Regions from separate parts of the Homo sapiens genome. Here region 1 is linked to region 2. A link is a contact called in ENCODE Hi-C or POLR2A ChIA-PET data. All regions are on one chromosome and are shown on one strand. Each heading gives the region's core, a stretch centred on a gene start or an enhancer-like site at or near the end of the contact. The rest is flanking DNA. Distances are from core to core; before and after follow the strand shown.

Evidence for each region. Hi-C counts contacts between places; a loop is a spot of excess contacts on that map. ChIA-PET counts read pairs that join two places held with the same protein, here RNA polymerase II (POLR2A). Pooled maps may share reads with other maps.
Region 1: a loop to region 2 is called in a pooled map, with 2.8 times the contacts of the local background. The contact joins the enhancer-like site here to the promoter of ADNP-AS1 in region 2. A Hi-C loop is called at or near these places in 1 of 50 pooled maps. POLR2A ChIA-PET finds 5 or more read pairs at or near these places in 2 of 52 experiments (CD4-positive, alpha-beta T cell and activated CD8-positive, alpha-beta memory T cell).

What each region holds. Positions count from the first base shown.
Region 1 is chr20:53,651,164-53,654,041 of GRCh38, reverse strand. No RefSeq gene overlaps it. Among named protein-coding and RNA genes, the nearest start is that of ZNF217, 59 kb to the right of the region's middle. RefSeq lists an enhancer at 791-840. Within about 2 kb of position 1,386, at least 11 of the 41 ENCODE cell types and tissues checked have a DNase peak (open chromatin) inside an H3K27ac peak, as active enhancers do; they include CD4-positive, alpha-beta T cell, where a contact is called at or near this core.
Region 2 is chr20:50,929,552-50,932,500 of GRCh38, reverse strand. ADNP-AS1 (ADNP antisense RNA 1) reads right to left here and starts at 1,517. Exons shown (of 3, transcript NR_110009.1): 1 at 1,447-1,517; 2 at 1,052-1,126. ADNP (activity dependent neuroprotector homeobox) reads left to right here and starts at 1,064. Exons shown (of 6, transcript NM_001282531.3): 1 at 1,064-1,675. RefSeq lists silencers at 576-755, 619-806, 1,106-1,325, 1,476-1,525, 1,666-1,845 and 2 more and enhancers at 906-1,025, 1,445-2,235.

The DNA of each region.
Region 1 (2,878 bases), core at 137-2,636, 2.7 Mb before region 2:
TTAACAAATAATTTTAAGTATATAATAGTACAGAAATGTACTCTTTTTTGTAAAAGACAATATGGAGTAAAAGGTTTATGAAGAAATTGATTTCATAAGGGACATCTGAAACTAATCAATGAGTATCCTCAATCCAAAGTCGGGGCGGTGGCTCACGCCTATAATCCCAGCAGTTTAGGAGGTGGAGGCAGGCTGATCACCTGAGGTCAGGAGTTTGAGACCAATCTGGCCAACATGGTGAAACCCCATCTCTACTAAAAATACAAACGTTAGCCGGATGTGCTGGCCCATACTTGTAATCCCAGCTACTTGGGCGGCTGAGGTACGAGAATCACTTGAACCAGGGAGGTAGAGGTTGCAGTGAGCCAAGATCGCGCCACTGCACTCCAGCCTGGGAGACAGTGAGACCCTGTCTCAAAAAAAATCAAAACAAAACAACAACAACAACAACAACAAAAATGCCCCAAGACAGGTCCAGGGAACTGGATGGTAAATTTCCAAGTAGAAACACCCTAATCCTGAAACCAAATTCTCAGTCCACAACTTGCCGTATGCCTGAGCTCCATCATTTATTTTTTAAATTGATTTTTTAGCAACCAGCTGAGGCCTCTGCTTCCTTCAAATATGCAACTATCATAGTTACTTCCTTCTACTCCTTCCCTCCCGTGGGCCCAGAGGGCTAACACAAAAATTTCCCCCTTGATAAATGCTGATAGCAGTGTGAGAACAGCTGCTTTTCCCCAAGCTTGGACAGGCCTTTTCTCAATTTTAATATGTATCGGCCCTTACTGACTAACCTCGGCTTTGCAAACCCTTGCTTGGCTGGAAAGACTTACCTCCTGCAAAATAGAATGGTGGTGTTAAGAATTTTAGCTTGCAGATAAACACATTTAAATGCAGTGATAGCTCTTGAACATTGCACTCCCAATTTAATCTTTAATTTCTCCCAGATACACAGTAAACTTGAAATGGTCTTTAAAAATAAAGACTAAAAAAATTAAAAAGCACTAAAAGCTTTAAGGATACATGTCCAAATTACCCTGTAAAGAGTTGTTACCAAACAAAACAAACAAAACACCACGTTCACAGAGATTAATTACAGGGGACCTAAATTGAGAACTATCTAGTATCATAAATGATCATGATAACCAACAAAACTGAATTAGCATCAGTTTGAGACCTCACAGTTAAAGAAGGAAATAGACAAAAAAAAGTCTACTGTTTGAAAAGTGTTTAAACATTGACTGCTGTGAAAAGGGGTATAAAAATAAAACCAAAGAGATGGAAGAACTGTTTTCTGTGTGCAGTGGGAAAGTTTACACAGTTGACAAGCTGTCATGTGGGGATGTCCCAGCAACATTCAAAAGTCTATTTCCTTAGATCAAAAAGGACAGACACAAGCCCAATATTTATATTAATATCTGTGCTCGTTGGTCATAGTCCCTCTTCCCCAGAGTAATTATATGCTGCATCCGTGGAGCAATGTGTCTAATACCTTAATTCTCTGAGTACAAAGACCAGTGGGGTCATATGACGTTGCTATATTTAGAAAAGGACCTGCTTTCTGTTTTGCGCAACTCTTAACAATTTTCTGCTCTGAAGAGAGTTTCAAATGTACATTGATCTTTCTCATATCGTGAATGAACTGAATTAGCACCTGTTTTCAACTGCCACGATACTTATTTTAAAAAAGGGGAAAGAGAAGTCTGTGTACTCTTAATTCAACAAGGGACATGGGAGGTGTAATTTTTTTTTCTGCCTTCTTCCACAGAACTTAACCAGAAAGCAGTGATATTTACCAAATTTTACAGAGGCTAAGGTAGGTACTGTACAACTGAACAAAGCAACATGTGGAATGGTGATTATATCCCACGGTGATTTAGATGAAAATTTTCCAAAAACAAAACAAAACAAAACAAATACTACTAATGTTGGGAAGAGCTAACTCATGTAACTACGCAAAGTAACTGTGAATAATTAACTCTAAAGAAGCAGAAAAATAATTTATTAGTTACAGAAATGTCTGTGTAAGCCCCTTCCTCATAAAATACCTGGAAATAATAATGATTGTTTAAATGAACAGGTTTTGTTTTCTTTTTTTTTTTTAAATCATAAACATCAATTGACTACAACAAGTCCAATCCGTTTGGAAGCATGCTTGCCATCTATCAATATATTTTTTTTAGTAACCAAAGGTTAATTTTATGTTGATAAAATGAAATGTACAATAAAAGTTAGAAAATGTATAAACTTTTTTTTTTTTTTTTTTGAGATGGAGTCCCGCCCTGTCGCCAGGCTGGAGTGCAGTGGCACAATCCCGGCTCACTGCAACCTCTGCCTCGCGGGTTCAAGCGATTCTCCTGCCTCAGCCTCCCTAGTAGCTGGGATTACAGGCGTGTGCCACTATGCCCAGCTAATTTTTGTACTTTTAATAGAGACGGGGTTTCATCATGTTGGCCAGGATGGTCTTGATCTCTTGACCTTGTGATCCGCCCACCTCGGCCTCCCAAAGTGCTGGGATTACAGGTGTGAGCCACCGCGCCCGGCCGAAAATGTATAAACTTTTATGTGCAAAGAGTATAATAAACATATGTAATGATAATAGCTTAATTTTTTTAAAAAAATTTTTTCTTTTGCAATGGAGTTTTGCTCTTATTGCCCAGGCTGGAGTGCAATGGTGCGATCTTGGCTCACCGCAACCTCCGCCTCCCGTGTTCACGTGATTCTCCTGCCTCAGCCTCCGGAGTAGCCGGGATTATACGCATGTGCCACCACCCCCGGCTAATTTTGTATTTTTTTAGTGGAGATGGGGTTTCTCCATGTTGGTCAGGCTGGTCTCAAACTCCCGACCTCAGGTGATCTGCCCGCGTTGGCCTCC
Region 2 (2,949 bases), core at 268-2,767:
CTTGTCAATACATTTAACCAACCAATGATACTTTAAATCATAATGTTACTTTGAACAACCTACTTTAAAAGGTTGGTTCAAAAATGTTGAGGAGATAATGTATTGGTTGGGATTGACCTAAATTTACAAAGCAACCATGTGCTGTCTTATGCTACCCAGATTGTGGGAGCACCAAAAGCTATGTCCCTAGGACTACAAAGTGTGTTGTTTAAGGATCTTGCAGAGAGCCAATGCCCCTATTGGCAACATCACTTCTCATCCTTAAGTTTCACCAGTTGGGTGGCCTCAAGGCACTAGGATTCCCATTTTTTTTTTTATTCAGGTCAGAGAAGAGTCCATCACTGTGACTGGGAAGAATGTCAAGTCACAGGGTAACGGCGGACCTTAATAAAATCTCGGCCCCTCTGCACCGAATACCCCACCAGGAAGGGCTAAGGCATCCATGGGGTTGTGTCTCATCTCAAGTCGCTGTGTGAAGCACGAGGCCCTCACACCTCATTTAAGGCAGGAGGCGTCAGGGGCGACCGGCCAGGTGTCCCGGCGCCTTCCCGCCGCTTCTCAGCCGTGGAAGCGCGGGCATCTGAGCACGTGGAGCCGCCCCAGGCCGCCCCGCACACCCCTCCCGCCAGATGTAGTCCAGGCCCAGCTGGGCCCGCGCAGGGATCCCCAGCACGGCCACCTGACTGAGTGCTGGGCGTGCTGCGGCCCGCTGCTTCTGCCTCCGCCGCCGGCGCTGCGGCCAGAGGAAGGCGCCCGCCGAGCACACGGGCCCCGGGAGCGCACTGCGGCCATTATCCGCGGCGCCTCCTAGTGGGTCAATGGCAAATCCGCCTGGTTCTCGCGAGAGCTCCCCCCTCAGTGGGGATTATATAATTTCCCTCAAGCGGGGGTGGGGGTGCTGAGAGCACCCTCCCTCAGGAAAAGTTAGGTGCAAGCAGGGGTGGGAGTAAGAGGAACCCCCCCTGGGGAAAAGGGGGTTAGGGGTGCTGTCCCCACTGCCCCCCCCTATTTAGCTGGACAATGAGTCCTCTTATGCTAATGAGGCACTTACGTCACTTCCGCTCTTTCTCGGCCGCCATTTTGGCTAGGGCAGGTTCGGGGACTCGGTCCGAGGCGCTTGTATTGTCTGCTGAGGGGAGACGCGGGATCAGCCCCCTCCCCCGCCCGTTGCCGCCGCCGCCTCCGCCGGCCCGGTCTCCCCTCCGCCGCCCGCCGGGATCCATGAGCTGAACTCCCGCCCCCCCCCCCCCGGCCGCCGCCATCTTGTGCCCCCTCCCCCTCCCGCAGGCAGCGCTAAGGGGGATTTTGGCGTCTTCTCAGACACAGCTCCCTCTCTCGGTCCCCGCTGCTGAGGAGCGAGAGGAGCGCGGCCGCCGCCGCCCGCGCCGGTGAAGCCGCCTCTCCCACACCCTCCGTCTCCTCCCTCCGCCCCTCCTTTGTCTGCACCGCTCGACGACGCCGCCGCCGCCCGCCGCTCTGCTGCGCCCGCCGCGCCCCCCGGCAGCACCCGCGGCCGCGGCGCGAGCCGGAGTCCGCCGAGCCGGAGCGCGACGAGGCCCCGGGCGCGCCCTCCCCGCTGCCGCCACCGCCGTGCCGCCGCCATCCGCCCGCCGCCGCCGCCGCTGTCCGGCCCCCGAGCACGCCGGCCCCGCGCGCGCCTCGAGGCCGAGTCAAGGTAAGCCCGGCGCCGCCGCGCGCGGACCCGCGGCCCTGCCCTGCCTGGCTTCCCGACCCCGGCCCGCGCGGCCGCCAGTGCAGCCTGGCCCCGGGCGCGGGCGCATTGTTGTTCGCATCGCCGCCCTCCAGCCGCACACACGCTCCTTTGCACACCCCGGCGCCGACGGGTCCCCCGTCCCGGCACGGACCGCTACCCGACTCTGCTCCGGAGGTCCAGGCGCCTCCTCCTGCAGCCCGACCCCCTTCTCCGCCCTGTGAGCCCACCGAGGCCAGCACTCTGCCTGGCCGCCCGGAGCTTTTGCAGCTAAGGGCATCTCCCCCAGCCAGAACCGAGCTTCTCCCATCCTGGAACTAATCCCGTCCGCCCCCCACCCCCAAAAGGAGCCCCCCCACGCACACCCCCATGCCTTGAACCAGCCTTCTGCCAGGTCTGCCCACCCTTACCTGGGGGAGGGGGGACGGGGTTGGGGGGGGCGGGGAGCATGCATGGCATGGAGTGAGTCTTTGCCTCCCCTGTGCAATCCTTCTTCCCCAACCTGCCAGCTTTCCTCTTATCCTGACCACAGTTCACCACCATCCCTTTTCCCCAATCTCAGCTGCCTGGTCAGCACCTCTTTCGAACATTCTGAGCCCCAACTTTGCAGTAAGGTGGTAGAAAATGGAAATCCAGAGAGCTGCAAAAAGATTTTTTTTTAATGTAATGAATGGGGAGTAGTTTTGTGAACACACTCGTATTCACCTCTTCTTTCCTCTGGGAGGCCTGCCTGCCTTCCCCTCCCCCCCAACCTTGATCCCTGTCTGCTGGAAAAGGCGCGATTGCTTCTCTTCCTCTTCTGCCCAAGACCAAGACTCTAGGTCTGATATCCTTTTTAGCCACACACACACACCCCCCACACACGAAGTCTTCTTAATCTTCTTGAATTTACCAGTTACTCTGGACACTTCTTGCCATAACCCCATTTCACAGACAAAGGCTTAGGAGGGAAAAAGAACCAAACTGTTTCTGTGTTTGTCATGTTAATGATGTCCATCCCCACACACCCAGTTCCCATCCCTGATGCTTCTTGTGCCTGTATCTTGAACCTTCAGAATGAAAAAAAAAAAAATCTCTTGGATAGCTTGATACAGTTTCTTTAGAAATCTGCATTGTTGCTTCTGGTTTATGGCCATGGAGAAAATACCAGCCCCCACCCAAAATGCACCGCAGCCAAGTCGGCTAAAGGCGATGAGTGTTGGAGTCAGTAGGGGGCGCATTCTCTGCACTGGGTAAGG